Linked DNA regions of Mus musculus: regions 1, 2 and 4 are each linked to region 3. A link is a loop called in an ENCODE intact Hi-C map of the cell type or tissue named here. Cell type or tissue: left cerebral cortex. All regions are shown on one strand.

Region 1 (8,000 bases), 62 kb after region 3:
TATCATCAGCTTTATCCTCTTTAACTCCAACACACACACACACACACACACACACATACACACACACACACACACACACACCATAACTAGAAGACTAATAAACATGCATAAGCTTGACCATGTCACTACGCAGGTCTACACATAGCTGTTACACTGCACATACACAATCTTACACTGTGTTTGATTCCTTTTGTATTCTGGCATTAGGATTATGACAACTTGAGAAAGTTGACCTGTGAGCCAGTTTTAGATGCCTTCTGAAGATCACCAACCAGTGACTATATAACCCCTTGTAGCACTTCCTCTCTTGTTGACTCTCACATGTCTCCATGCTGCCCTGAATTCTCATGATCACAAACACCTCTAATCAATGTTGGTCTATGGTAGGTGCTATAGAGACCAAAGCCCACAAATCTACAATGTTATAGACCATTAGCTATCACTGAAGACTACAGACTTGTATCAAATGAAATGGAGTACACATCATGTATCATATGTGTGTTGTTATTAAATTTCCCTCCCAAAGGCAAATAGGGGGTATCGATTAAGCATTATCCTTCTCTTTTTATTGATAATATAATAGAAAAAATAGATTTTTGAACAGTTTGTTGAAGTTGCTTTTAAAAGGGTCATTTTAATTTCTAAAGTCCAGTGGCCCATCCCTCTGCCCAGCATGAGGGGAGAGCAACTTGGGCAGCTCCAGGAAGGTAAAAAGCTCTTCCTAGGAGCTAAGGGCTATGGTCCTGATTTTTCCTTGTGCCTCAGTTTCCTTATCTATGGAGTAAAACACTTTCATGGAGGCCCTGATGACTGAGCTCTGGAATATAACAAGACTTAGTCACCACTGAGATACTGTGGCTGCATGATAGAAACGGGGTCATGGTACATGGATGGGGAACCCAGCACTGCTCAGTGTCTTCTCCCTTCCTCGTTTCAGTATAACGCAGACAAGGCCATTGTGGACAGTGGCACCACGCTCCTGCGCCTGCCCCAGAAGGTGTTTGATGCAGTGGTGGAAGCTGTGGCACGAACATCTCTGGTGAGTCCCAAGATGGGAATTTTCTAGAGCACAACTATGTGTTGTAAGTCTCTGAACTATTACTCAGTGTTCTAAAGATTTTTAAAGAGCAGGTTGTTTTATAAACTGTTGCTTGTGAAGTTTACTTATCAAGTTACATTTTGGTGTGAATCTGTCTGCAATACCTTCATGTCAACTTCAGAGGGTTTGGTTCTGAGTGTGCAATACTCCCAGTGTTTTAACTAATAGTTGAGTTGGCACAAGAATTTTTTTTTTGATCTGAGGTAAAAAAAAAATCTTCAGTATGATTGTATCATATGCTACTTAATGACAGCAATATGGTCTGAGGACAGCATTGCCAAGTGATGCTCTTGTTATTCGGGCATCATGAGATGTACTTACACAAAACTGGGTGATGTGGGCCAATCATCAGATGGAAAGGTGGACAAGATGGCTCACTGGGTAAAGGTGCTTGCCATTCAAGTCTGACATCGTGAGTTGGATACCCAGAACCCATGTAAAGAAGAAGAGGGAACCAACTCCACAGTTGTCCTCCGTTTGAATAGTATGCCACATGTGTGGTCCCTCTGTATGTGTTTACACATGTGTATTCCACAATAATAATAATTAATAAACTCTTAAAAATAGATGAAACATAAAAAACATAATATGTGTGCACAACTTATGGCTTTGTAGTAAACTTTATAAGTAGAAGTACACAAAATAGCCATGAAAGCGAGGTATATCAATGCATAAGCCAGTTGCATAGTGTCTGCTATCACTCTGCTTTTACACAGCTGTCAGTACAGCAGGCATGCTCACACCAGCAGCATGACAGACCTGCAATTAAAGCACTGGGCCATGACGTTTCAAGACAGTAGGAATCACACACACACACACACACACACACACACACACACACACACACACACACCATTACAATTTTGGAACCCCACTGTTTCCTCCATGCTGTTAATGGTAGAAAAACTTATCTAGCACATAACTGTGTGCTCAAGTAACAGGAAAGCACGATTGCATTTGTATCCTTTAAAGCAGAACAAGCCCTAAATCTGTTTCTTCATTGCTCTTCATTTAACCTAGAATGGCATCTGAACACCTTATAGAAAACAAACCAGTTGGCTAAAGTAACATTTGTTTGCTGGCCGTGTCCTGAACTATAAATATATCTAACTGAGGGTAGTGTGTTAGTCAGGGTTCTCTAAAGAAGCAGAACAGATAGAATGGCTATATATGATTTATTAGATGGACTCACAATAAACTAACTTTGACTGACAGCTGACAGCCAAGACTAGCCATCAAAAACAGCATAGCCTTTGAGGCTTGCCTACTGTTTCTCACAGCATCATCCCAACATTCCAGGGAGTGTATACCAGTAGTATAAACCAAAGGCATCTGTCCAGCACGGAGGAGGTGGCTCAGTGGATAAAACACCTACTATGCAAGCATGAGAACTGGACTTCAGAGCTCTAGGTTCCATGTCAAAGCACACATGAGCATAGTGGCTTCCATTTCCAGCAATTCTGCACTGGGGAGGCAGAGACAGGTTCCTCTGAGCAGGTTGGCTAACTCAACAAACTGGAATGGAAATTTCAGGTTCAGCAAAAGGCCTTTCTCAATAAACTGAGGAGCTATTGAGGGAATCATTCACATTGACTTCAGGCCTCCACACGTCTTAGGTAGGGTTTCCGTTGCTGTGATAGAACAGCATGGCCAAAAGAAACTTGGAGAAGAACAGGTTTATTTCAGCTTGCAACTTTATAGTCCATCACCAAGGGAAGTCAAGTCAGGAACTCACAGCAGGAACCTGAAGGTAGGAGCTGATGCAGAAGCCATGGAGAAGTGCTGCTTGCTGACTTGCTCCCTATGTCTTACTCAGCCTGCTTATAGCACCCAGAAACACTTGTCCAGGGGTGGTCCTACCCACAGTGAGCTTGGTTCTCCCATTTTCTCAATTAAGAGTCCTTCTCAGATATGTTTATATTTGTATAAAGTTGATGTAAAATTAACCATCACAACACACATATATACATTTGCAACTGTACCTGCATACATGAGCACACACATGTATGCATATATACTTTCATTCATTCATACCATATACACACATGAAAAAATACCAGTCTGTGCAGCATTGTATGTCAAATGGTGTGTATTTTTTAGTTATTTGTTCATGACTGGGGCAGGTACCTCACAGAAGGGTTTGTATTCTTGTTTTCTGTGGTGTCAGCCCTTCACAGTGGGGAAATTGGGGAAGAGCAGAAAAGCTCATGCCAGGCCAGTCAGGACACAGAGAAAGGGAATATAGGAGAGGGCCAGGGCACTATAGAGCTCTAGACTCTCCCTCAGTGCCCACTCCAAGCTGGGCTGTACCTCCCACTTTAACCAACTTCCCACAGTGCCATGATATTCTAGATTCCTCAAGGAAGTAATGTCAGTTAGGTCAGATCCCCAGTATTGGATCATTTTCAGAATTCCAACAAACAGGGAATACTCCATGTTCAGTGTATACCAAGTAAAATTAAGCCCCACCCAATTTCTTCTGTCTGGTATCAGGGAACCCTCCAGGACCCCCCTGGTTCCATCTTGGGGCTGTCGAGACTATATTTCCATCTATCACCTTTAACTGTCACCTCTGTCATCTATGTCTTCTTCCATTGAGACTTTTATTTCGTAGCTGCTGGACTGGAAGATTCATGAGGGCTACTTGGGAAGCCAGTGTGCAAGCAATCAGATTCTTACACAGTTTGGCCTGCCAACTGTTCAGCCTGTCCTGCTGCCTGCTGCCCTGATACCCACTGCCCACTACCCCATTGCCCTGCTTCCCACTGCACTCTGCTCACTCTGCAAAGCCCCCTGCCTGCCGCTGCTCCTCTTACTCTGACACGTCACTGGTGCTGCCCTCTTCTGTCAGTTCTCTGCATGAACCTGAGCAGCCTGCTCCCACAGCTCAAAGGGGTGTTTGGACCAATCACAGCATTTGTTTGACCACTAGCAGGCATTTGCTCTGAATCAACTGCAGCCATTTGTTTGCACCAATCATCTCCTTGCCTCGTAGCACCAGTCCACACAATACCTTTTCTAGACTACCAGGGGAACTGTTTCTTGGACATAATTTCAGGATCATCTAGAGTTCACCCAGGCTTATCACAACAAAAAGTCTGCTGGGCAGTCCAGCTGGCTGCTAGGCTGATAATTCTTTTGCTTAAGACAGGCAGAACAGCAAGGAGGAGTCGATCAACTGCTAACTAGGGAGTCAAATTGCTCTGTCCCAACATTTTTGCTTATTTACAGGAAAATGAACATCATAGGTGTACTTAAAATACAAACAACATTGGCAGATTTTGTAACTGATAATTTAACAGTATTAACACCTCCCTGGGCCCAGACAGAGGTGGGTCCCCCTTGTCTTTCTCATGTCTACTCAAGGTCTTCACTAGATGACCAAACATGATCATTTTGTGCCCAGACCCTGCAGGTGATGCTGTCAAGGGGCAGGTGAGAGACCAAGTTGGCCAAATCCCAGTCACTGACAGAAAAGTGGATAACCATGGCTGTATGTCAGGTACCAGCAAAAATTTAGATCCAAGAGAGACTTCAGTTAGCTAGTCCCCAAATTGCAGAAGCTTAGATCTCTATGGGAAGCGCACCCAGCAAGGGGTTGGTTTCCAATGTCAGGCAGTGGTCCAGAGCAGCCATGCTAAAAGCAGAACAAATCCCTATCTTTGCCAACAGCTGCTACACCCCAAAAAATGCCAAGTCAGTCTTTCCATGCTGTAAAGTTAGAATGCTTGCTAAAAATCAGACCCTACTTAGAATAAGGAGCATATGCCCAGTGCTTAAATATAAGTATGTCCTCTGCAGGAGTAGAGTGAGCGCCTTCGGGTTTTGCATTCTGAGCTTTAAGGGATTTACAATAATCACAGGAACCAGTGTAGAGTGTCAGGTGTGTAGTAGCCAGCGAGCCACAGCCAGCCTTTGTATGCAGCTGGGTAGGTGTGTGGAGGGGTGAGGGTTTCATACCCTGAGTTCATCTCAGCATCTCGTGACTTAAGCAAACCACGAGACAGAGGCCAGGAGCTTACAACATTTGTTTGCTGTGTCTAAAATTATCTCATGATTTCATTTAGCACCTGCATCAGGGAGGAAAGGCAGGAGATAGTCAGCCTTGGGTGAGGTATGTTCCAGTAGTGTACATCCTTTGCCTTACAGAGCAGAGCCTCTGGGCATTGGTCCCCTTTACTACAGGACTCATGGGAAGCCCATTCTCTTGGCCTGGGTTTCTTCCTACTTGAGCTATATCCACACTGGAAGAAACTATAATGTCTCGGCATTTGTCCCTCAGTGTATGTCATTCAGGCAGAATATAGAAGGATTAGTTTCTAGATCTGTGTATAAAAGGATTCCCAAGCTCCAGGCAACCTAGCTATGAAATCCCAGCTGTGGCTCAACCCAGTGACACCTCCTTGGCTATAGAATTCACCATCAAAATGGCACCTACAGAAAGTGTCTTCCAACTTTAAAACTGACCTGAGTTTGGAATACAGCAGCCCCTAGGGAGACTCGGCCATATTTTCAGGGACCTCTAGATCTGACCTGTACCATCTAGGCACTTGCCTGTCCTCTCTGGCATTCTTTGGGACTCACTCTTCCTTACACATAGGAACTGGTCATGCATTTCACTGGAACACTGAGTGTTCCGTGGAGGCCCCGGCACTCTTAGTTCTGTGAAATCCAGCAAGATGATGAATCCTCCATCCTGATTAGCTCATCAGAGAAAGGGTCTTATGGTCCTGTTGGTGATCCATCACTTCTGTAAAAGACAAATATGCACTACCACCAGCAATAGAAACCTGACAAGTCTACTCTGGCTGTGTGGGAGGATTAACAGGTGGCTTTGTGCCTCAGAGGGTAGGTGATGGCACCTAGCATGTGCCATTGTTACACACAACACCCACCTAGCATTCAGGATGTAGGTGTCACCTGTTTCTTAGGGTTGCCTCCTGGCCCTGGCTTCTCCCAATCTCGGGAATAACCTGTCATCCCCCAACACCATCTGCTAGTGACTCTAGAGTATATATCCCAACCATCCCTAGAGCTCAGAGAACTCAGGGCACAGATGAGCTGTCTACATTCCCACTTGATCACATCTGAGGTTCTGTTGAGTACATTCCTGGGAAAGTGGAGTGCATGCAGGCTTTGCTGCTTCCCAACAGCCCTTAGCTTCCTTCACCTCTCTTTCTGTCCCTGGCACCCAATGGGCAGGTTCCTGTCAACACCTTTGCTGTGGCTCTGCCTCTCTCACTCCCAGCCCTGAGTTCTTGCCAGGGAAATTCCACTGGTGACACTCCAACCCTCTATAGCTCTGTCAGACACATTCCTTCCACCAATATATAGCTCAGGCACAACCCAGGACCTGAGGCTGAGGTGGCACAAGTCTAAAAAGCCTGTTAATTCCCCTGCAGATGGAAGTGGGTGAGTGGCACCACTTTTCCAGGTCCTGATGGGCAGCACAGATGGCCTCCTTTTGGTCCTAGGTATCACTCACTTTTCCCTCACATGTTCTTCAGTGTTGTGTTTGTGTAGATATTGGGCCCACATAGTGAGACCTACACAAGCACGGGTGAGGGACGCTGCCCTGAGAAGTTCTAGGTTCAAAGACAGGGTCATTCATTACCAGGAAGCAAGATTTGTCACCATGAGCTGCCGCAGGGAAAGCTAAGTGGGAGACAACCTGAACAGTGTGCTATTGTTAAGGTAGACGTTAAGGAGATTTTGTGGATGAGGTGGGGTCTGGACTGAGGTCTTAAGGAGGAATGTTTAAAAACAGTGCACCAGGAAGCAATGAGTAGAAATGAACCCCGGAGTCCACAGGCAGGCAATGTCCCCGAGTGTGTTGAAGGCCACAGTGATGTGTGGTTTTAAGTGTCACATTGATATAAACCAGACATGGGAAGAAAATTGCAGTTGAAGAATCATCTAGTTCAGGTTGGCCTGTGGGCATGTCTGTGGGGATCATCTAGATTGTTCATTGAAATAGAATACCCGGCCCACTGTAGGTGGAACCATTCCCTAAAATTGTGTAAGAGATGAGAAAACTGGGTGAAGGCAGCCAGACAGCACAAGTCAGTTTCTCCCTGCTCTCAACTGTGAGTATAACTCTACCAGCTACGTTGCTTTCTGCCATTGTCACATGTTGACTGTAACGAGCTGTAACCCGAATTGTAAGAGGAATGATCAATTCTCTTTGCCCTGAGTTGCTTTTTATCAGGGTATATTATATACCTTTAGAATTTTTTTAAACGCTTGTTACTCTGTGGCCTGGGGCGAGCTGTCATACCTCTCTATGCTTTGGTTCCCTCCCTGGTAATGTGAGAGGGTAATGTGTGTGGTAACACACACAGGTTGGTGTGTTCGAAGGCTAAAGTAGTCATTTGCAAAGCATTTATCACAGCTACTCCCAGGAAGCGATCTGGGTGTCTTTGCAGTTTTAATAATTATTATTGTGTCATCACCATCTCTCTTCCAGAAGACTGATGTCCCTGTCACTCTGTCCAAATGAGATGTTGTTTATCCCTGTGGGCGTCTAGTGCTGGGACCAGGGAAACGGAGAGCTGTTTCCTGTTATGTGCCAGGCTGGTGCCTGCTTCTCACAGGATCTGTTTTGTCTAGATTCCAGAGTTTTCTGATGGCTTCTGGACAGGGGCCCAGCTGGCATGCTGGACAAATTCTGAAACGCCATGGGCATATTTCCCTAAGATTTCTATCTACCTGAGAGATGAGAATGCCAGTCGCTCCTTCCGGATCACCATTCTCCCACAGGTACAAACCTGGTTTTTGTTCTTCACGTGTAACTCACAAAAATCAAATCTCATGCATGATTAGACACTTATGGCTACCACCTTGTTACTCCTTGATCCTGCATGTCTACTGTTCTCTGTCAGTCTGCCTTATATAGTAGGGA
Region 2 (8,000 bases), 88 kb after region 3:
ATGTTGCCTGAGCCAAACAGAGATTGGGCAATTCCATCAGCAAAGAGTTTAGGATCCCTGGGAGTTAATAAATGCTAAACTCTTCGAGGGGGAAAAGGAGAGGTATGTCCCCCACCTCAGCCTGCAGTTTCAGTGTTCTGGAGAGTCAAGATATCCCTGAACAGTGTAGGCAACCCAATTTACTCCAGTGTTTTTAGCATGGCCTACATTTTTGGAATCTCCAAAGAGAAGCCCTCGAATTGGTCACTGGCCACTGAGCAGACATTCAGCAGAAGACGATTTGTTTTGTTTAGAAGATGCCTATTCCAGTAAGACCAGAATTCCTTGAGTTCAGGAGCAGGACCCGGGTCTGAGGCTGCAGGTTCAAGGCTATGTGCTGGGGAGTTCACTGGGCAAGGGAAAGTTACTTGGGCCACACTGACTTGGCCAAGTTTCTTTTGGGGACTGTGTACCCAGGAAGGACTATTGACAGCCAGAGCTGGACAGTCCCATGATAACCAGCCTTGTTGGACCACTTACCCACCCTGTTGTCAGCCTCAAATCTCTGCCCTGTCTTCAGTGGCTCTGATCTTCCTGTAGAAGTGGGTCTCATGGGTCTTAGGGTCCATAAGTACCCAGTCTCATTCAGAATCAGGCATCTGAATTATAGTCTGGTTGACTGCACTGGGTCAGAGAGTAAACTGAAGCAATTGTCATGTTGCTAAAGATTTTGAAAACCAAACTGAGCCTCCTGGTGGCACCCATGTGTCTACAAAGCCCACGAATGAGGAGTTCATTAGGAGTGGGCGAGTGAGTACTCATAATATCAAATTCAAAGGACAGTGATTTTTCCTCCCTCCCACCACACAAGCTTCCTATGGATTTAGTATCAGATGTCACACCCAGATGCCCTATGTTTCTAAATTTAACTGTGCCCTATTATTTTTATTCTTAAGGAGAAGATAGTAGATGAAGGCTAGACTGTAAGTTCAAATCCCTATTAGGACTTGTAGTGTTTTGTTTGCTTGTTTGTTTTGTTTTGTTTTTTGATCAAACCTTGGGTAACATTTGCATCCCAGTGACAACCAGAAGTGTATGATATTAAATCATTTATTAAGGAATAGTCAGTGTCAGGAAAGTGCCAGACGCACACACCCCCATTTACAACTGGAGAAATGTTTGTGTGAGATAAGCTGTAGCACATGGCATGTCCCTCACTCATCAGAGTAGAGCACACAGCCAATATGAATTTTTACCCATATGCTTCATAATTACAGCTGGTAGAGGCACAATCAGCCCTCTCTTAAGCTAAGCACAGCTGTGAATCACATTGGTGTCTGTAAAAAGAGACCACTGACACCTGCGCTTTCTGTGCAGCCCTACCTGATTTAACACTGCTGTGTCTTCTCTGGTGGGGTGGAAATTAGATAGTTTGTATTTGTAACAGATGCACAGATCTGAGTGGGACCTGGCTTGCTGATTTCTGCTGCTCCTTGTTCTGTGTGGACACTACTAGAACCTTCTGAGATAAGTAAAGCTGTGGCATCCTATCAGGGGAAGAAAACTCTCACAGGGGCTCCACGTTGTCAGGATGGGTTCTGCTGAATGAAGAATGAAGTGTTAAGAGAGCATTGGGTAATCTCCTTCTGAGATTAAAAAACAAAACAAAAAACATAGCTAGTTAAGGCTTTATTAATCCGTAGTAAAAATCACAAGAAGTACAATTTCTTGGGGTTAGGAGTGAAGTTCACTTGTATAGTTCTTGCCTAGCATTCACAAAACCCTAATACGAAAAGGAAGGTGGGAGGACGTGAGGAAGGGAAATGTCTTCGTAGCTTTGCGAACTCTTGTCCTTTGGCCCCCGGAGTATAAAATGCTGCCTCATCAATTCCTCCTTTGCTGCAGGATCATGCATTCTTACCAGTGAGGAGCTGAAGGCTGGTCTCTTTAGCGATGACTCAGTCCAGACCCACAGCGTAGGTGGGGTTCTCACGTGCAAGTAAAAGCTGAAGTTTGGAGTGTAAAACAGCTTGTTTCCTACTGCCTCTGTTCATCTACACACTTGAGTACCCTTAAGGTTTAAGATGCTCTCCTCTAGGCACTGAAAGGGCTACTCATGTCTCCTGCTTCTCAGGCATGTAAGGTTTCGGTTCTGCTGGGAGAGCTCTAAGCCATGCACCAGGCATAGTGGCACATGCTTTTAATCCCAGCACTTGGAAGGCAGATGTAGATCTCTACAATGCCTTCTGTACACAGTTCCATACCACCCAGAATTACATGATAAGACCTTGATGGTGAGTAAGTAAATACACAAATAAATAAATGATCCAAGCCATCTACTGAATTCTAAAAGAGGCAGAAAGTAGTGTTTTATACAGTGTATTTTTGTTTTTTTGTTTTTTTTTTTTTTCTACAGGGTTCTTGAGTGGCAATTGTATTTCTGAAGATGCTTCTAACTGGTTAATGTTTTCTTGGGGGAATCTCCCTCCATTTCCAGGGCACTGAACTGATTTCAAATCAAATTGTGATTAGAATACTGTGCAAAACAGAGAGGCATTCGTGCCACAGAGTAGCTCCTCACAAATGGCCACATGGTTGCTAGGCCCTCCAACCTGGAGTTTTCTAGAATAATCTTATTTTTGTACTTGTCCACCCTGCTAAGATATATACCACTGAAAAGAAGCGAGATGTCTGACTCAGTATGAATAAATAACACTTCCTACTTGGGTTCAGAACTGTTTCTTTAACCTCATGCCTCGTGGGTCTCAACTCTGGAATTCCTGCAGGTCACCGAACATGCAGGTTTCTAGAAACTATCAAAGCTAAGTGAGTGGATGGAGGGCCCATATTCAATGGTCTAGAACCTGAGAACCAGCTACCAGGCACTACTCAATGATGCACAGCCCCAGTGTTTGCCCTGGTGTGGCGCTTAGCTCAGCTCAGTTATCTCGGAAGCAATCCTGCAGCTACGCCTCAGAACCTGATGCATAACCATGTGTGTGGTAAGAATGTGGCTTAGTGGTCCGGCTGAAATACTCAGTAAACCAAACAACACCTGTCTGAGAACTGTAATTTCATTTTTAAAAATGGGTTCTTTAGTGACTAGGGAGATGGCCCAGTGGGTGAAGTACTCACTATGAAAACATGAGGACTGAGTTCAGATCTCTAGGGCCCATGTAAAACCAAACCACACCAGGGCTGGGGGAAGGTGGGAATACAGATAAGTGGATTCCCTGTGCTCCCTGGTCGGCCTGTTTAGCTTGGAAGAGAGAACTCCAAGTTTGGTAAGAGACTCTGTCTCAAAAAGTAAGGTGGAGAGCAACAGAGAAAGATACCTAAAATTGAACTGTGGCCACAGAGAGACAGAAAGCACAGCTGCCCCCACACAGAGACATCAATACCTTATATGTGACAAGGAGACACGCAATGTAGGCTCTTCCATGACTGTACACCCCTATTAACAGTACCCCGACGGGAGGAAATGAAAAAATTCTCAAAGCATTCAGACACCATTTGAGCTGGTACAGTGGTATGTTCCCATACTCAGAACGGGGATGGTGAGAGTTGGGAGTGGGGGCAGTGACTGGGACAGGAGGATTGTGAGTTCCTGGCCGACTAGGCTACTCGTGTGGCCCTGTCTCAAAATACTAGCAAAACCTTCATTAGGAGGAGGCAGCAGTGAGTGGGTAAACACCCAGGTTGCCACTCTCTGATCACCAGGGAGACACTTCCCATTGGTTTTGTTTTGGAAACCACAGTCCCAAGTGAATTACATTTTGCCATCCCTATTTGTGGGTGTCTTTGCAGGTGTGATTTCACATATCTGACACTAGGCGGAGCTGTTGAGAAGCTTTGTGGACAGACCTGTCCTTGGAGACTGTAAACGTGGGTCGCTTTCTCAGGCCGGTTTATCAAAGGCCTATCCTTCCACTCCACTGCTTACAGGTCTCGCCCAGACTGTTTCAGGTTTCCAGATTACGTTTTATCTTCAAATTCTCTATGTGCGTGTGTGCTTAACTGTCATGCTAGAAAGAAAACTGAGGGCGCCGCAGAAGGATGCCTTAATGTGTCTAGGTTCTCACTCTCAGAAGTATGGTCCATATTAAAAGCAAAATAAAACAGACAAACAAAACCACCATTTTGTAGGACTGGAGAGATGGATCTGTGATGCAAGCTCGGGGACCTGAGTTCAAATACACAGAACCCACACACAAAGCCAGGCTTGTCAGCTTTCCCTGCGACTAAGACAGAAGGCAGAGACAAGACTGCTCTTGGCGCCTAAGGATTAGGTGGCAGGGCTACGTGGAAAAGTTTCAGGCCAGTGAGAGATCCTACTCAAAAGGTAGAAGGCACCTAAGGATTGACACCCTAGGTTGTTCTTCAACCTATACAATACAGACCTAAACAGACATACACAGAAACACACACACACACAAAAACACACACATTTATTTTAAAGTTTGTCTCATTACTAGATCTATCATCCTAACCCCGTGCAGTTGCTCTTATGTGACTGAAATGGAAAATCAAAGAGGTTTTGGGGGCTGGGGGGGTGTTGTTTTGTTTTGTTTTTAATTTAATAGCACCAAACCACAACAAGTAAAATGTTCAGGATGTTCAACAGTAAAGGAAAGGGACTGACAGACTGTGGGCTGAGATATTTCTTCTTCAAAGCAACTCTAAATTCACACCATGAAAATGCTTCTAATCCCTGAGGTGGGGGGTAGGAGCACAAAGAAGATGGACTGACTCCTTCAGGAAAGGATGTGTGCAGAGTCATTAAGCTTGGTTTTGTGGGACGGATCACACAGGCCAAGACCTCAGCCTGTGACTGTGACATAGAACATAAAGATGAAGGTTTCCAGTCTAACATATACAAACTGTATGTCAATGAACAAAATGTAGTCAGCCTATCTGAGCTTCAGACTAGAAGTCCTACTGATCTCGGAGAATCACTGGAGACAAAAGTACAGTTACATCAGTGTCCATCTTGTAAAGCCAGTGAGTCCATCGGGCTTGCTTACAGAACACAAGTGAGTGAGTCCCAGGAATGTGGGTGACCCCCAGACAGCAGCAGCACCTCAAAATCCAACCCCATCACAAATTGCAGTCTCAGAGAAGCTACATCGTGAAGACCCTTTCACTAAGTAGCGACGCTAGTGTCTTCCAAGGCCACTTGTAGCTGGGGAAGGGAGACATAGCTAGAGTCCCCGGTGAGGGTCTCCTGATCCTCTCTGTGGAGTGTAATACTTATATTACATTGCCATCACTTGGCTCCTGCCATGGTGTGCTGCTTTAGTGACCATGGCTATAGGGAAGAGGCCAACATGGAGTCTTGCTATAAGAGGTTACAAGAGCTATAAGCTGCCATACAACAAAGGTCTGGCTAATTCCATCTTCTTCAGACAAGTGTAACCTCAGACAGCCTGCCAACCTGCCGAGGAGCAGAGAAACTAGGTAGGACTTCCAGGAGAACCACACATAGACTGTGCCCTGCCTTGACACACAGTTTGAGCTGGTTGTGTTTTAGGGTTTTTCTTTGCAGCTCAGGTGCACACTGGCTGGGGGGGGGGGGAGGGAGTCTGACCCTTCAGATTAGTGACAGCACAGTTACATAATCTTAAATTGTGTTTTTCAATGGCCCTGACCTAGAACTAGATATGTATCATTTGCTGAAAACAGAAAATACAGAGGCCTTCTAAAATGAATAAGCATTTATTGGTATTGGTTGATAAACAATGATGTTGTAGTACTATTTGTTGTCTGGGTCAGTTGGGATTGTTTGGAGCAGATCAGAGCCTGTAACTTGGTCCCTTGTAAAACTCTGTTAAAGATTTCTGTAAACCAGCATCTTATTCCTTCAACATATGATGTTTTTTGTGCTGTTCGATAAATACAAAGGCAAGTCCTTTATCAGTGGCAGGCACACAGACATAAAGACAGATTCACAAGGCAGTCTAAAGGCAGGACAGAATCATACTCCCAAAACGGACAGACAGAAGACAGAAGACATGGGAATCATGAGGTGAAGAATTTCAATCAGGACTTGCTCTCTGTTAAATGACTCTAGGGGGAAGGGCTTTTCTTTCCTTAATGTGACACAAATGCATTATGGGTGATTCTTAATCACTAATGTGTTTAATCCTAGCACAGGGCCACATTGGAGCTCCCTATTAATTTGAGAATGTCAGGGCTGCTTACCAGGTTGGGCTGATGTGAGGTGCTATGGAAGCTGAGAGTGACATGTCCCTGTCTTGACTGCTCCTCTGGGGACCCAACTTTCACATGACTCCTAGAAGGGCCTCACCTGGCCTTCCCCTCCCACAGAGTCCTTGAGGCCCACCACATTGACCTCTCTATTGGGTTCTACATCTTTAGGCAGCCCAAGACTAAGCCCAGCATCTATGCTCATAAGCTTCTTCCCAAAGTTCATACTACTTCATGATGTCAGAGATGCTACCTTAAAAGTGGTACCCTGTTGTCCTGGGAACTTGGACAGGAAAGATGGACCTGGTTTTTCACATAGGAGAACCCAAAGTGGCTGTTCTTGGCATCTGTCAGCATATGTGTTCTGCTTAAATAGGACATTTAACATTTCTTTATGGATTCTCAGCCTATACTGGTAGCTAAGAACAGATGAGTATCACCACTATTTTGTCTGTTCACACTGACTACCCTGTAGTCCCTTGGAAACACTTGATCTATCTCCTTGTTCTACCTCCCCTATCAGGAAGGGTGGACTCAGTGCACCTTCCTCTGCCCCTACCTGTTCCCCTTCTTGTGGGGTTCAGCCCCTCCCGCAAATAAAAGAAAAATCATGCAAGTGTCACTTAGCAAGAATTTTATTGGAAGCGCTAAAGTGGAAACGTCCAGTTTCCTTGGAAAGTTAGTTATATCAAATGATGTTTTGCTGGGGTACACAGGTGAAATGATGTCTTGCTGAAGCAAACACATGAAAGAATGTTTCCCTGAAGCAGACACAGCTGAAAGGATGCTTTCATATGACATTGCAAATACATGAAAGGACCCATGATGAAGGAGTATAAATATGACCTCACAAACAGTTGGAGATGAGCAACGGAGCCTTGGCTTGGTTTGCTCTGTCTAGCTATTCTTTACTATCAACATGCATGGAATGGTTTGCCTTACATAGCATGGTTGAGCTCCACTTGTGGTAACACTGACATTGAGAGAAACTCACCTAAGAACTACTTGTGAGGTTCCTGCAGCAGTTTGTTGCTTCTGCAGCCTCACCTCAGGCTAGATGGCAAGCTTTCATCAAGATTGAACTTCAGCTGCTGATTCATTCTTGGTTTCTGCCTGTGGAAAGGACTGGACTATAGCTGCTGGTTGTATGTGGTGTCTGCCTGCCTAGAGGACTGGTCTGCAGCTGCTGAGTCATACTTGGTGTTTGTTATGGGACTGAACTGCTGCCAAGGAAGACTGAGCTTGCCCCCAAAGAACTATTGCTGAACAGGTCCACTTCCTCCATAGCCTAATAACTTTTCTCTTCCACTACCTCTGATGGGTGGTGGGCTAAAAGAGAGGTGGAATCCTTGTTAAAATTTTTGCAAAAAAAAATGTATGCCTACGAAGAGCTGTCCTACCAGGACCCTGTGGCACCTCTCGCACTGCTTCCAGACAGGACAGTACAAAACCAGAAGCCGACCCTTCTGAGGTGCTCAGCCAGTACATCCTCCTGACAAAGAAAAGACAGGAGCAGGATCCTGAGAGGTGCCATCCTCCTAGGCTTTGAGAGGGTCATGTCTTCCTGCTGAAGTAGAATGACTCTCCATAGCTCCTCTCTCCTCATCTCCTCAGAGTTTACAAAGGGCTTGCTTGCTTCCACAGTCTAAAGGCAACGTTCTGACATAAGGTTAGCAGCTAAAGGATCATTGCACAGCGACCAGGAAAGCCACATAGCTAGCCTGGTTAATCGGAGAATTTGGCAAGCTTCTGCCGAGCCTCATCCAGCCTTAAAAGCCGCCTCTTCAGGAACTTCTTCTTCTCTCTGGTGTCAC
Region 3 (8,000 bases):
GGGGCAGGGGCTGTGTTCCACTCACCAGAGGTCTTAGGATCCCGTGGGGAATCCTGTGTGGGCCCTTGCGGGTGTCGGGCACTTCCGCTGGCAAGGTACCTCGGGGCTCGAGTCGGTAAAGATCTTATATTGCAAGCAATAAGATCTGAGTTCTATCCCCAGCACCCTCTTAAAAAGCCGGTCTACCCTTATAATCCTATCACTGGGGAGGTGGAGACAGGAGCATCCTCAGGTCTTACTGCCTGCCCAACTAGCCTGATCAACAAGTTCTAAGTTCATTGAGAAAACTTGTTCTCAAAAAAAATAGAAGGTGGAGAGATATTGAAGAAGATGCCTGGCATTGACCTTTGCCCTTCACACACATTCACAAACACATACAAAGAACTGTGGCTGAAAAATTAGAAGACAGGGTAAGAGCAAGAATGTTCTAAGTGAGTGGAGGATTTAGTTTATGTATACATGGTGAGGAGAAGTCAGGTGGCAGGCACATAGGACTCCGGAAGAAAGCAGAGATGCAAGTTTGCACTGGGCTGCAGGTGGCTGGGCCCTTTGTAGCCTTCTTGAGGCCCAGTGATAGAAAAGAATGCTGCCTCTTGGTCCAGGTAGCAGATTCAAAATGTCCAGGTCCTGTTTAGCCGTTTCCTCCAGCTGTGGGTGGAGTGTTTGATATACAGGGTTGGTTCGGCTTGGTTGTGTTGACAGTGACACAAGACCCAGTAGAGAATGATTGATCTCAAAAGCTGCAGGCCCTTTAGTCAAAGCTGTTTCATACAAACACTAAAGTAAACTTTGCCCTTTTACAACTCCAGACTTGCAGGAACTTTGGGACATGTAAGAGGCAGACAGACCAAATGCAGACATAGTTGGGAGGATCTAGCTGGCTGTTATTAATCCTGATATTAACAGAAATTTTTACATGTGTCATGCCACTCATTGCAGTAACCTCCACCCTACCCCAACGATATAATCTTCATTAAAATGTTGAGTTGGGACCAGGGAGACAGTGCAGTGGTTAAAGTGCTTGCCATGCAAGGGTAAAAGAGTGGGTAAGCATGGCAGTCCCCCCTCCCCCAATTCTAAACTCAAGGTAGAGACAGGGCATTCCCAGGGCATGCTGACTAGCTAGAGTAATCATAGAGTCGAACTCTGAGTTTGATTGAGAAAGCCTACCTCGATGAATAAGGAATAGTAATCAATAGAGGATAGTTTCCAACATCAACCTGGGACCTGCACATGAATGAGCACAGAGCCCATACATGGAAACACACACACACACACACACACACACACACACACACACACACGGGAGGAAGTTGGTCACCATGATATATTTGCTATTTTATTTATTTATTTTGTGTGTGTGCAAGTAAATTCATTGGGTATGTGCATGTACTTGTGGAGGCCAGAGGTTGAACTTGGGTAATGGTCCCCAGGAGTTATTTTAGATACTGTTTTATTGCTATAAAAAGACACTAGGCCAGGCGTGGTGGTGCATGCCTTTAATCCCAGCACTCGGGAGGCAGAGGCAGGCCGGTTTCTGAGTTCGAGGCCAGCCTGTTCTACAAAGTGAGTTCCAGGACAGCCAGGGCTACACAGAGAAACCCTGTCTCAAAAAGCAAGCAAGCAAACAAACAAACAAAGACACTATGACCAAGGGAACTTGTAAGATAAAGCAATTAATTAGGGGCTTGCCTACAGTTTCAGAGGGTTAGCCCATGATTACCATCATACGTGCGGCAGCAGGCACTATATATATGGCTTGAAAGCCACAGCTGAGAGCTTACATCTAATCCCAAGGCATCAGGCAAAGGGGATTGGGCTAGAGTGAGCTTTCAAAACCTCAAAGCCATCGACAAACCTCATCCAACAGACCACACCTCCCAATCCTACCCAACAATTTGGAAACAAGTATTCAAACATATGAGCCTATGGGGTCCAGACTCATTCAAACCACCAGAGGAGCTGTCCACTTTTCTTTTTATTATTTGAGATAGATCTTTCACTGGAACCTAGAACTTGACAATTAGATGAGAATAGCTGGCTAGTGAGCCCCAGGGATTGCCTCTCTCTGCCCTCCAGGTTGCTGGGATTACAGGGAAGCGCTGTCATGCCTGGGTTTATAAATGGGTGCTTGGGATTAAACTCAGGTTTTCATGTTTGCACAGTCAGCACTTTACTAATTGGACCCAGGTGTGTTTTTATTTTAATTGTTAATGTTTCTCATTTTGGAGTCATAGTTTGTTAAATACAGATCAACATACTGAGGCCCTCAGTCACTTGTAAGAGTGTAGCTGGGTCCTGGAATCAGAAGTTGGAGAAGTCATGGTGTGAGAAGAGCTCCAGTGAGCAGAGCCAGCTATCTCCAGGGGGTGCCACTGAGGCACCCCATGTCAGGAAGTGTTGTGAATGCAATGAGGCAGGAGAATGCTAAGGCCACACAGAGTGAAGACAAGGAATCTGGTGCTACCACTTCAGGGCCCGACCAGTACTTTATTGACAAGATGGCCCTACCACTCATTAAAACGGCATGTGCTCTTGATCCTGTCTCTATGCAGTTGTTTATACACCTCCCTTTTGCCAGGGAAAGCTTGGAATAGCCATGCTACATGAAATAGAGATTTTCAAATAAAAACACTAACTAGATCCGAGTTTTACAGATTTCCCCTGTGTTTATTTTTTAACCTTAGAGAGCACAAATGTCTTTAATATTGACCTTATACCTTATACATCCTGTAGCACCTGAGTTGATGTCCTCGATAAATTCCATGTGCTTCCAAAAGGATGCTGTCATTCTGAGAGCTGTCTGGGTGGTCCCCAACCCCTCAAGACTGAACACCAGGGTTTGTAAATAACTACCTCTTTTTAAATTGTCCTTTCCTTACAATCTTGAATTTAAATGTGAATATATGAATGTAAGAGCTCGCGATAACTATGCAGATTTATGGGCAATAACAATTTAGGTTCTATCCTGGAATTCAATCAGGCCTGCCTTCGTGTGACTGGGGATTCCTTGAAGCTTGGATAGAGTTAAGAGGGGGGAAAAGTGCAACCTGTAACCAAAACCATTTAGAAAGTAGAACAGCTGAAGATCTGGGACAGAAAGGTCCCTGGTAGAGCAAGAAAGGATTCTGACATTGGAAAGGAGGGAACAAGCATGGACACTTGTATCTGGAAGTTCCGGTTAAGGATTAGGGACGCTTGATTTCTACTTTCCATTGTTTGAAGATGGTCTTGTTTGTTTTTTTTAAAAAAAAAAAAAGCCAACATAATTCAGCTGGAGGAGACACAAAGATTTCTCCTATTCCTTGATTCAGCAAAAAATCGATGAGTTTAGCTGCTGTAATTGTCCCCCCTGCGTTCAGTACCTGAAATAAAATAGCCCTCTGAATGCATTTCTGCGGCTTCGGTGTCTGGCTAAACAAGTATTAATTAGATAATCTGCGGAGAGCTGGTGGGAGGATGAAAGAGGGGGAAGGCTGGATGGCAGCCTCATTTGGGACCCTGATAGTAATTCACTATCTTGGTGGACTGACTGAATCCCTGGGAGATTGAGCTCAGCTCCTAGCGGAATTGGATCTGCATTAAGGACAAGAGGAAAGCCAGGAAGACCAGGCCCAAATCTACCTCCTCAAGCTGTGGTTTTGGGTTCAGGGGAGGGTAAGCAGGAAGGAGCAATAACCCAGATCCCTTCTCAGAAATTCAAAATCTGCTCACCTGCTTCCCCTATCCCTGGGGCTCTCAGCGCCCCCAGCCTCCATTCATACTTCAAATCCTTTCTCAGAGAACCAGCTAACTCCTAAGGAGCTGGAAGGGGAGAACCACGCGTGGGAGAAGCTCCGAGAGGCAGCCAGACCCTGTTGGAGTGCGCTTGGCAAGCGGAGAGGTGCACTCTTTCACAGTTGCCTGCCCCGCGCTCTGAGCCTTAAGTCCTAAGGGCACTTCTGCCTCTGCAGGGACAGTGGACCCCCGGGGGTTCCTTGAGCGCAGGACCAGAAAGCCAGTTTGCGCTTTAGCTGCCCCTTTAAGGGTTCCCGAAACTTTCCAGCAGCTCTAAGCTGAGCCTCGTCATATCCGTTAGCCGTGGCCTCCCGGGCACGTTCCGGGGAAATTTTGCACTCCAGTTTCCCGGGGAAGAGGCGCGACCCGCGCCCATCCTTGACCTTGGCCACGGAGGAGGGGCAGGGCCTGCGGGGAGGCGGCCGCCAGAGGGGGCAGCGACTGAGAACTTGTTCAACTCTGCACCGCCTTCTCCAGCCTCCTCCCTGTCCGCCCCGCCCCGGCCGGCTAAGGACCGCAGAACCGCGCTCGCAGACTCGCCGAGCCCCCGCTGCGGGGATGGGCGCGCTGCTTCGAGCACTCTTGCTCCCGGTGCTGGCGCAGTGGCTCTTGAGTGCGGTCCCCGCGCTGGCCCCCGCGCCCTTCACGCTGCCCCTCCAAGTGGCCCGGGCCACGAACCACAGAGCCTCGGCTGTTCCCGGACTCGGGACCCCCGAGTTGCCCCGGGCCGATGGTCTGGCCCTCGCACTGGAGCCTGTCAGGGCTACTGCCAACTTCTTGGCTATGGTGGACAACCTTCAGGGGGACTCTGGCCGCGGCTACTACCTAGAGATGCTGATCGGGACCCCTCCGCAGAAGGTAGGGTTGGGGGCGGTAGTTTCTGTGAATTGACTCCACGCGATTTAATGCCGTCCCTAAGGCAGTAGCTTTCACTGGGAAGAAGGGTCAGGGAGATGCATGGGTTGGGTGAGGAGTGGAGGCGCGCGCTAGGGACGCACCAGGGAGCGCAGCCTCTGCCGGAGCACAGCTCAGGGGGTGTGAGCAAATGTTTCAGAACTTGGTGGCCCTCCCCCACCCCGTGGAGCTTGACAGCTGAAGGAACCTGTAACATGCTTCGGGCCCAGGAGCGACGCCTCCTTCCAGCAAGAGCGGTACCTACTGAGTGGGTGGTGGGTGGGGTCTTGGAAAAAGGTGCTGTTAGGTGCAGGGAAATCACTGGAGTTGATACCATCTCTATGCTGTCTCATTGCTAAAAAGACTCTTGGACAGCATCCAAGGCGCAGTACCCTTTAAAAGAGATTTCTCCATGAGCTCAGCTAAAAGACACCCGGTTCCAAAGTGTCTCTTTGCAGGGCAGAGCCAGCCGTCTTCCTTCCTCGGAGTTTGTTTGCTGGCTTCCTCATAGCTGTCCGGCTGCCCAGCCTCTGGGAGCCGTGCACCCGCCAAGGCATGCATCCTGCGGGGGTTGGAGAATGTGAATGCCATTAGCTGCTGGGGAACACCAAGCGCGTAGCGAGTCAAAGATAAAACAAACGCAGTCCAAACAGCTTTCTTCCCCGCCTTGTGCCGATGTTCATTTAACACTTCGAGTGACAGGGAACACCGGCTCCCAAGCACGGAATCTGGCAAGGGAAACAAAAGCCTCACAGAAGTGATCCGACCCTCTCCAATTCGAATTCAAGTTGTCTCATAAGTTGAACGCACCGTATGAAGACACTTTATTTTTAACATCGTCGTTGGGGGTTGTCATGCTGATGTGATTACCCATAAATAGAACATGCTCATGACTTTTGTATAATTCTAATTAAATTATTCAAGACTTTAAGAGGATGAGCCATGCTAATTTTTAAAAAGAGAAACTGCAGAGTAACTTCTGTGGTTGTTTAGACCTTCAAGAGTGTTTTACTCAAAACGTTAGTTGTGGTTGCTGTACAGGGTCCTTGTGTGCGCAGTCCAGAAGTGGCTGCAGGGCAGACTGAAGGGGGGTGGGGTGGGTGGCAGTGTCAGCTGAGGAGGCTTAGGGTCCCCTGAGCAGTCTGACCACCATGTGAGCATGATCTCAGGGCAGAGGGAATCCTGTGAACTGCCGTTGGCAGGACTGCATAGAACAGGAGGGACCTGCCTCTTTCTTTTATACACAGGCCTCAACTGAGTCCTCATGTGTTAAGGAAAAGGAAACCAGGAAGAAAAAAAAAAACTTTAAAGAGGAGGAGAAGACTTCTCTTACAAAGCTCTCCCTTGCTTTGCCTTTGTTGATAATTCAATGACCTTTACTTTAAACTCAGTGATGAAATTTAATTAATTTAATTACCCAGGATGTAACGAGCACCCAGGTTTGTATCCTTAGCACAGCCAAGGAAGTACTTCCTCTGAGGTTATTTCTCAGCTAGACTATAGCATGCTTCTAAGCAAGGCTGGTTTGTGACAGACAAGTACCATTTCTGCATATCATTCCACAGGAGTGAACCATTCTGTATTGTTGCCCTGGTATGATGAAGGGACAAATTGCTTCACAGCAAAATCTGTGCATCAGGTGCTTCCATTGTAAAAGCTGGGTGTTGGCAACCTGGTTTGGCTCTGTAGTGTCTCTGATGCCAGCAGGGGTTTGCAGATGCCTAGAGAGAGCAGTAGGGAGGTGACCTCTGAACCCCAAAGACAGTTCCTGCTATAGTAGTGGGCACAGGGTCATTCATGGAATTGAATTTTTGCTCTCTGGAACCCCAGGTAAAATTGCTTACAGAAAGGGAGGGAAGCAATAAATTAACAAGACTTTTTCAGATGTTAATAACCATAATGTCTTCAGCCTCCATTTGTGATGAACACCTTGACAGTTCTGGTCTCTCTTACAACCACCCTCTCATATCTTAACCAATGTGTGTGTGTGTGTGTGTGTGTGTGTGTGTGTGTGTGTGTGTGTGTTTCTGTAGAGGTATGTATGCACGTTTGTGTATGTACAGGTATGGGCATATGTGTGTGCCTGCCTGTGGAAGTCACAAGCTTGGGTATTATTCCTCAGGAGGCTATTCACCTTGATTTTTAGATGGGCTCTTGGTGGGACCGTCCTCTTTCTGACTGGTGTTTGGTGCAAATATTCACCACAAGCCCAGCTTTTGTGCTAGTATTGCTATGTGACTTGAGGGTGTCAGGGGTGAAGTTTGGAAACATTGAGTGACTTGCTAGTGCAATGGGGTAATAAAGAGGGAGGGTAGGAAATGGAGCCCAGGTCAATAGGCTGAAGAAGCTAGGCTTTGAACCACAGGCAGATGATGCTCATTCCTGCATGTTTCTGGTCTGCTTTTCCTTGGTTTGTGCTACACTGTATCCTTACTAGGCAGTGGCTCCTGACCAGTGCTGGGATGTTAGGGACTGCATGTCTGACAGTACCAAAAGTCTCTCCCATACCCCATCACCCTTTCTCCCCGTCCTTGAGGCCATGCTTTAGGGCTATCTTAAGGAGTAGTTGGATGCAGGAAAGTCCTTGAGTGAAAGGATGCTAGATGCGAGTCTGGGTGTAAATCAAAAGAGTCCTGCTATCCTATGGGAAAGCCAGCCATTGGAAGTATGCTTACCCCTGTGTGATTTCATTAAGAACTGGGATCCATTGTCCTGCCTACGGACTCTGTGAGGAGTCACAGGCTACCCAGCAGCCTGACAGAGCCTCAGAGCCCCGTACTGGCAGGCAGGCCCACGTTGGCATGGAGATGAGAGTCAGGGTTACACACTGATACCATTATGTGACTCCTATCTAACAGGAGACCGGCATGCCCTGGAACCATGCAATTTGCTCTTATTAATAATACGAGTGTTCAAAAGTGATTATAATTATAGCAATCTACATTATTAAAATATACTTTTCATGCTCACACCATAAATCCAACTGAAGATAGCAAAGGTCCACAGCTATATGCTTTATGGTGCCTCAGAAAAGGCTTTGGAGGCTTTCTGTTGGAAGATTTCTGTCGTCTGCACTGATATGGGTGAAACAACTGGCAAACTGTCTTCACATTTAAGCCTTCCAACATAAACATTTAACAGAGTACTTTGGCACATGTGCTGGGTTAGTGAGCAACCTCTTAGCACAGCAATTGAGAGAGTACAGAATACGACTCCATATAATTAAAGAGCTTTTTTAAAAAAGAGTAAATCACTAGGGTCCCCCAAACACATTAAGCTCACATTAAGTAAGTGAGGTTGGAAAAAAGAAGGTATCCAGGCAAGGGGAA
Region 4 (8,000 bases), 73 kb after region 3:
TGTATCAGAGAAGGTGGTCAAGATAACTGCAGGGTTTCACAATAGCCTTTCAAGGGACTAAGAAAACTGTTTGGAAACTGAGTATAGTGGGTCATGCTTATAATCCCTGTACCCATGAGGCTGAGGCAGAAGTCTTGCCTTGAGTGAAACCTGTCTCAGAAAATCAAAAGTTTAGGGGTTGAATGTGATATGTGGGTAAAGAGCCTTCCTAGGATGCAGGAAGCCCAGGTTCAAGCCCTACCACAATGACGGCATAAAATCGGATGTAATGACGTGTATAAATCTCAGCTCTCAGGAGATGAAGGTAGGAGGATCAGAAGGTTAAGATTATCTTAGCTTTCTTTCCTGCTGCTGTAAAAAAATAGCCCTACAAAAGCAACTCAAGGAGAAAGGGTTTATTTGGCTCTCTACATCATGGGAGGGGGAAATCAGGGCAGCAGGAGCTTGAAGCAGCTAGTCACATCCCATCCACTGTCTTGAGTGGAGAGCAATGAATTAATGCACACATGCTAATGCACAGCACACTTTCTCCACTCTCAAGTTCAGAGTCTCCTTTCTAAGGAATGTTGTAACCTACCATGGGCAGGGTTTCCCATCTCAATTGATGTAATCAAGACAGTCTCCCACAGACATGCCCCCAGGCCAGTCTGATCTAGGCACCCCTCACTGAGACTCTCTTCTGAAGTTGCTCTAGGTTGAGTCAAGTTGACAATTAAAACTAACCAGCACAATGCAATCACATCAGAGAACCAGTATCTCTGAAGGTGTGGTAGCCATCTGGAGAATGTAAGGACCATGTTAAGAGGAAAACCTATGTCTAATCTGTAAAGATAACTTACACAGTCACCCAGCTCAGACATACATGATTGATATGTACCGTGTGTGTGTGTGTGTGTGTGTGTGTGTGTGTGTTATGTGGTGTTCCTGTGTATACAGGTGCATGAGTGAGTGTGACAGTACATGTGTGCATGTGTGAACATGCATGTGGAGGACAGAGAACAACCTAGCTGTCACTCCCCAGGATGCCATCTACCTTGCTTTTTGTAACAAGGCCTCTTGTTGTTGACCAGGCAATCACCACTTTAGCTGGGCTGCCTGACCTGCAAATCCCTGCATCCACCTGTCTCTGCCTCTCAGTGCTAGGATTACAAGTTCTTGTCACCATGCCCATCTTCTTCACATGGGCTCTGAGAGATCAAACTCAGGTCGCCATGCATGTATGATGTGTACTTTAGTAGCTTGAGCTGCTCCCAACCCCTCATGTTTTTAATGTGTAATTTATCCTGTTATGTTGCCACTGAGGTCTTTCCCTGTCTCATGTGACAGCGTGGCCTGAGCTGTCACAGTATTCTCAACTCTGAATATTGCACTTCTTTTACGGGAATCTTAAGAACCAAGCCACTTTCCCCACAACCCCAGTTTCCATCTGAAATGTTGTGAAGCCAGGGCTACCTTTGCAGCAGCTGACATTGTATGCACATAAACACCTGCTGGGGTGTGGCAACAGTTTGCTATCTGAATAGCTCACTGCTGGATGAGTCTTGACATTGTCTCACAGAGAGGCAGTGCAGCTCTCTCTATTGATTTCATTCTGAACTCTTTGATGTTGTGATACAAGTGTTTTACTTTCTCAAATGGTATTTTAAAAACATTTTTAAGGCCTTGGCACTTACACACTTGATTTCACAGCTGCGAGAAGATACCTTGGTATATGTCTCTTCTTCAGCACAAATTATTTAGCTTATTAGAGAGATTTCTTCTCTGGGGCTGCAGTTACAGCAGCCAAGCTCCCTAGACCTGTGAGAAATGGACTAGATACCCTTCCTTTATCATTTTTATTCTTAATTATATGGTGTAAATTCTAGAAAGCTTTCTTTCACTTCCCATTACCCTTGGAGGGTAAGTCCTAGGACAGCACTCAAGTATCAGTATCCATGGGTGCTTGAGTCCTGTGTGCAAAATGGTGCTGTGTGCACAGCTAACCCAGGCTCACCACACACATACTTTAACCCGTTTACATACCTCTGGTAACATGATACAGTCCAAACACAATGTAAATGATTCCTGTTCTGCTTGATCACAGAACAATGAGGACACCCAACTGCACCCAGAACACCTTTTCAAGTATTTTCCATCTAAGGCTGCTTGAGTTCACAGACTCATCGACACAGTGGGCTGGCTGGGCATAAGGCTTACAGAAAGTCTGATCTAATAGACTTTTAATCATATTTTCCTCAAAAGCTTGTGGTAGATGTAGCTAGTACCCCTCTTTCAGTTGGCATGGATTCTTCTTATGATACTGCACGTGTCTTATTTTGTAAGTGTTGAATTAGATGTCTGTTGCTGCCTAACATAACAGCTTTCCCCTGAACCTGGCTACTCTTTACTGTGGTTCCTAGTGCAGTTTCTAAGGATCTGGTTATCACCTGCAGCCATCTGGCATCAGCTGATGCTGCTCCTAAGCTCACTCATGTTGTTGTTGGCAGGGGTCCCTCATTCCTTGCCATGAAGGCATTGCCACAACCTGCCTGAGTATCCCAAAGCAGCACCTATTTCCCTCCCCGCCCTGCCCCTCACTGAATGAATGGTCCAAGAGGGGGTACCATGAGGGGGTGCCATGAAACCCTTAAGACATAAGCCAAAGTCTTTCTTTACGCCAGTCTCAGTGGTAGTGCTATGTTTATGCCCTGCTCTGTTGGTTCTAAGGTGTAAAGGAAGGGATTAAGTGGATTAAATATCAGGAAATGGATCGCAAGTGGAAAAGCATCTTGAATTCTGTCTACCATCAAATTGGCAATGATTCACTTTCCTTGTCAGTTTGGTACAGCCTGCAGGTGCCAGGCAAGAGAGCATCCACAAGAGAGTCTCTAGGTCAGGTTGTCCTGTGGCATGTCTGTAGGAGATTATCTTAATGATATTAATTCAGGTGGGAAGGCCAGCTCATTGCAGGTGGTATCATTCCCTTGACTTCTGTCATGGACTGTGTAAGTATAGAAAAGGGAATTGCAAACAAATAGACAAATAGGCAAATAGAATCCTTTCTATTTTCTGCTCTTGACTATGAATGTGATATGACCAGGTGCTCCAGGTTTCTGTCTCAGTCTGAAATAAAGGACTGTCACCCTAAATTGTGGCAGAATTAACCCTTCTAGGGCGTGAAGACACTAGCCTTCATGTGAACTTCAGGTCAGAGAATGGTACTTCCACACCCCGAGGTATGTTTAAAACCTGGGATGATATGAGCACACTGGTCCACACCCATAGTCTTCGCTATTTGTAAAGCTGAGGTAGGGGCATCCCTCAAGCCAGGAGTTTGGAGCTAGACTCCATAACATCAAAGGGCTGTTTATTTAAAAAATAATACTGATAATATAGCTCAGTGCTTAGCAAATCCAAGGCCCAGTGTTCAAGCCCTAGGAACTACCTAGCTAAATAAATAGTAGGAGCTGCATTTTAGCCTCCATCTGCTAGAACAGGAGTAAGTTCCTCACAGAACCAACCGAAGGAGCAAAAGTTATGGGAGCTTCCAGTATTTCCCACTGCCTTTATTTTGGCTCTATAACTTTGGGCAGCTCTTAGTTTATAGAATTCCTTGAGGGTTGCAGTGGAGGAGCCGTAAGCAGAAGCCCTTTATCAGAATCCCTGAGGCTTCAAGAGCTTTTCCAAGACCAAGTTTGTAGACTTCCTAGCTTGTTTTCTGTGGAGTACAACAGTGTGGCCAGGGCTTGGGGTCACTTGGGGCAAAGTGCCTAGACAGTCTCCTTTTCTTTGTGTGTGTATGTAGACTGTAGGTTGTATGTAAGTGTGTATGTGTGTATACTAGTACATGTACATATGAGTTCTTGTGCTTATGGAGGTCAGAGGTCAACTCCAGGTTTCTTTTTGTCACTCTCCATCTTGTTCTTTGAGACAGCATCTTTCATTGGTCTGGAACTTGCCAAGTAGGCTACACTGGCTGTTGGGCAAGCCCCAGGGATCCACCTATCTCTGTCTCCCCAACACTGGAATTGCAACAGCATGCTGCCATACTGGGCTTTTTTTGATTGGTTGGTTGGTTGGTTGGTTGGTTGGTTGGTTCTAGGAATCTAATCCAGGTCCTCATGCTTGCTCATCTAATACTTCACCATCTGAGCCTTTCCCCAGTCAGCTTTTTTCTGCTTTCCATGTCAATTCAAACTCCCAACCCTGCTGAGAATCCCTAGGTGGATCTGTGCAAAGATGGAACAGTGCCAATTAGCTGGATACTGTGATCAATGTAGAACTGACCCTCCCAAGTCTGGCTTACTCCTAAACAGTTACCCTGGGCACTGGGACCCCTTCAGCTGACTCCATGTTGCCTTGTACAAGTATCTTCAGCTAAGCAGATAATAATGGTAGAGTTAAATTGACAGCTCTGGTGTCTTAATGCCTCCAGGGTTTCTGAAATACCATCAGCCTCTTTTTATAGACGGAGACATTTAGCACCCAAGAGCTATATAGATTTCAGCTCATACAACTTGAAACACATTGTGGATTATGGCAGTCATTCCATGGAATTTTTCTTGCTGCAGGTTGAAAGTGGATCATCTGGTACAGCTCATGTTTAAAAATAGGGATGGTGGTGTGAAGATGAGCCTCGGAGATACGCCCGTGCTTATCTACTTAGAATATTGTCAAAGACACCAAAGCTGAGAACCTCTGGCTCCACATTGTACAAATGAAAATTCTGACCCCTATGGATAGTGTGTGCCTACTGCAGAGAATACAGGCTTGGGAGAAGACTCATCCAGTAAAGTGCTTGCCATACAAACACAGGACCTGAGTTCAATCCTTAGCACTCATGTCAAAAGCAGATATAGTGGTGTGCACCCATTCTCTGTGTAAATGCCAGATTAGGGGTCTAAGGGTTCTATAGGAGGATTCCTGCAAGAGGGAGGGAGGGAGGAGTGAGAAGAGAGAAGAGGGGGCTGACCGTGTGTCCAGAACCCTTCTAACTGCAGAGTAATGTTCCTTGTCGCAGGCATTTGCAGGGAAGGTCTTGATCACAGATCTTCAGTTTGGTTTCATTTTATGTCTCATGTGGGGAGGGGATCTGACAAGCATCTTTAGTAAAATGATAGTATATCTCTCAAGGCATTCATTATCAATCACATCATGGCCTTCTGGAGACAACAGAGAAAATACACAATTTAAATTTTAACCTCAGACATTGATAAAAGAATCAAAGTAACAACATAGTAATAGCTGACCATCACAGAGCACTGACATGTTCCCTAGGGACCATGTACAAAATTAACATCTGCTAACTCACCTATTTTTCCAACACTGTCATTTATAGGCACAGTTACACCCCCATTTTACAGATAAGGAAAGTGAGAGTCAAAGCAGGTAGCTGAGAACACAGATCACACAGGGCAGTTAAGCTCAGTGAGATAGCCCCTGCCTGACAACGAGCAAGGATCTGAAGCCAGAGTTCACTCCCAGGTTCACTCCCCTCCCCACAGTGAACAATGACCTCTCATATACAAATCCAACATAGCAAGGTTAAGTCAGCTTCATAGCACAGTTAATGTATCTAACAAACGCACAGATACCTAGTGAAGGGCTGTCCCAGAAAATAACATCTACATGTAGCTCTTATTGCTGTTTTTGAGAAGAGTCTTAGGCTAACTTCAACCTCCCTATGTGGCCTAGGATGACCTACAACTTCTTAGCTTCCTGCTTTCCCTAGATCTGGGGTTACCACAGCAGCTTGGGCAGTGCTGGGCTTGGAACCTTGGCTTCCTGCATGCTAGGCTGGCTCGATACCAAATGAGTCACATCCCCAGTTCTCAGCCTCGGTTTGAAATCCACTTTCCTCCAATGCTGCAGAGCACATAGCTGTCATGAGTGTGTGGTTGTTTCTATCTAATGCGTTATGTATGACAACCCGAGCTTGGTGCTTTTTCTGAAAGTCTTAAAGGAGTATGGTGAATGAAAAAGTTAAGTGAGAGGAGGAGGACTTGATGAGTCCTAAAGTTGGAGAAGATTTTAGATATAAGGGAGAAAACAGGCAGAGATAAGAATTCAGGCTTAACATGGCTGGCAGACTAAATGGGGAAGGGAAGCAATAGAGAAACCACTGACCAAGAGAGGTGTCCCAGGCAAAGATGACAAGAAAACAGGGTAGCCAAAATGGCTGCATTATATATGGATCAGGCTAGGAGAGAAGAAACCACCAGGAGAGAAAGGTTTGGGATAGGGGTACAGTGGGGAGTGCTGGGAGAGCTGGCCAGCATCTGCTTTAATATGTTAATATCCACCTCAGCCACATTTGTCCCAGGTTTCTGAGACCTAGCGCATAAGGTCATCTTCTGACTTCAAAGTAACAATGACGAAAATTTGATTTTATTGAGTGTGGTTTTTTTGGGGGGGGTTAGGGTTAGGGTTGTTGTTGTTATGGGAGTGTTTGGGGCGTTTTGTTTTTTTTGGGTTTTTTTTTTTTTGACATAACAAATATATGAGAAACAGACAAATGCAGGCATTCAACTGTATGAAGATTTCTGGGGTTGGTTCCCCGACCTGGCATGGCTGATTCTTAAGCACTCTGTGTGTTGTCCTTTCTAGAATTTTTATGAGCATGTATTAATTAATTGTTCATATTAGTGAGCCAGCACGATATTCTCACATGCCCATGTGTTATGCATGAATCAAACCCTACTCTAATTCCCCCACTGTACCTGACCATGCCCTTCTCGGTTCTTCATTAGGGATGGGAGTGTCTATGTGCTTATGTGTCTCTCTCTCTCTCTCTCTCTCTCTCTCTCTCTCTCTCTCTCTCTCTCTGTGTGTGTGTGTGTGTGTGTGTGTGTGTGTGTGTGTGTGTGTACATGCACACATCTCTGAAATCTATGAATTTATATATAGTTCACATTAATTTCTATAATCTTTAGTTACCGTTTTGTCTTCTTGGTCTTCTGTCCTCCTTCCTTTGGCCCTGTAACATGAAAAAGTGTGAGATAATCCACAGACACTGAGGTTCTCTATTTGGCTCTCAGTGTTCTCTGTGTGTCAATTCACATAGTTCTATTATGATATCTTTAATTTGATTAGTCTTTTTTAAAGATTTATTTTTGTTTTTTATATAGGGGTGTTTTAGCTGTATGTATGTGTGAGCAGAGGTGTGCAAAAAGAGGATGTTGGTTCCCCAGGAACTAGAGTTACAGATGGTTTTGAACTATGTGGACACTGGAAATTGAACCAAGGTTATCTTCAAGAACAGCCAGTGGTCTTAACTGCTGAGCCATCTCTTCAACCCTGACGATGGAAGTCTATAGTGCATGTACCATTATTATGTGATGCGTTTTTCTTGTTTTCAAACCAGGAAGTTTGGTTTAGATCTTCTAACATCTTCTGTATCTCTATCATGTTAAATATTCCTCTCACTTCCTCATTAGAAAATGGTGATAATCACTGCCATAATATCCTATGTGCAACTGAACTCATCTGTGGCATTTCTGATTAAAATCCTTCCCTGTGTACTGCCTTTCCCTTCTTCTCTATGTGAAGTGTAAATTGTGTGTTCCATCTCCTTGCTGTACCTTGTCCTATAGACTGAGTGCTCGTCATTCTCTGTCTTAGTTAGGGTTTCATTGCTGTGAAGAGACACCATGACCAAGGCAACTCTTATAAAGACAACATTTAATTGGAGCTGGCTCACAGGTCCAGAGATTTAGTCCATTATCATCAAGGAGGGAGCATGACATAATCCAGGCAGGCATGGTATAGGAAGAGCTGAGAGTTCTACATCTCCATCTGAAGGCCACTAGGAGAAATCTGGTTTCCAGGCAGCTAGGATGAAGGTCTTAAAGCTCACACCCACAGTGACACTCTTCATCCAAAAAGACCATACCTACTCCAACAAGTCCACACCTCCAAATAGTGTCACTCCCTGTGCCAAGCTTATTCAAACCACCACACTTCCAAGATTCCTCTATGAGAGTCTAAAATCCAACACAAGACATCTCCCAGCCTCTGGGATA

The links. Hi-C counts contacts between places; a loop is a spot of excess contacts. Peaks named below come from ENCODE experiments on the same cell type or tissue, not always from the same donor. Only the 100,000 strongest peaks of a DNase experiment are listed, where the experiment ranks them.
Region 1: it touches region 3 in a loop (2.0-fold over the local background); 9 of 42 quality-filtered maps call a loop at or near these places.
Region 2: a loop joins it to region 3, with 1.8 times the contacts of the local background. A loop is called at or near these places in 3 of 42 quality-filtered maps.
Region 4: it touches region 3 in a loop (4-fold over the local background); 3 of 42 quality-filtered maps call a loop at or near these places.

Annotation. Positions count from the first base shown.
Region 1 is chr16:97,414,142-97,422,141 of GRCm38, forward strand. Bace2 (beta-site APP-cleaving enzyme 2) reads left to right here. Exons shown (of 9, transcript NM_019517.5): 6 at 938-1,039; 7 at 7,709-7,858. Among named protein-coding and RNA genes, the nearest start is that of Bace2, 61 kb to the left of the region's middle. In left cerebral cortex, a CTCF peak has its summit at 3,942 (motif pointing left); DNase peaks (open chromatin) are centred at 3,955, 4,784 and 6,403; H3K27ac peaks cover 945 bases.
Region 2 is chr16:97,440,231-97,448,230 of GRCm38, forward strand. It overlaps Bace2 (beta-site APP-cleaving enzyme 2), which reads left to right. Exons shown (of 9, transcript NM_019517.5): 9 at 1-2,706. It also overlaps the pseudogene Mx1. Among named protein-coding and RNA genes, the nearest start is that of Fam3b, 61 kb to the right of the region's middle. In left cerebral cortex, a CTCF peak has its summit at 3,798; DNase peaks (open chromatin) are centred at 1,287, 1,956, 3,837 and 7,304.
Region 3 is chr16:97,352,467-97,360,466 of GRCm38, forward strand. Bace2 (beta-site APP-cleaving enzyme 2) reads left to right here and starts at 4,262. Exons shown (of 9, transcript NM_019517.5): 1 at 4,262-4,635. The coding sequence starts at 4,336. In left cerebral cortex, CTCF peaks have their summits at 2,367 and 4,186; DNase peaks (open chromatin) are centred at 3,873, 4,204 and 5,064; H3K4me3 peaks cover 1,764 bases; H3K27ac peaks cover 322 bases.
Region 4 is chr16:97,425,725-97,433,724 of GRCm38, forward strand. All of the region lies in intron 8 of Bace2 (beta-site APP-cleaving enzyme 2), which reads left to right. Among named protein-coding and RNA genes, the nearest start is that of Bace2, 73 kb to the left of the region's middle. In left cerebral cortex, a CTCF peak has its summit at 4,699; DNase peaks (open chromatin) are centred at 4,580 and 5,825; H3K27ac peaks cover 1,824 bases.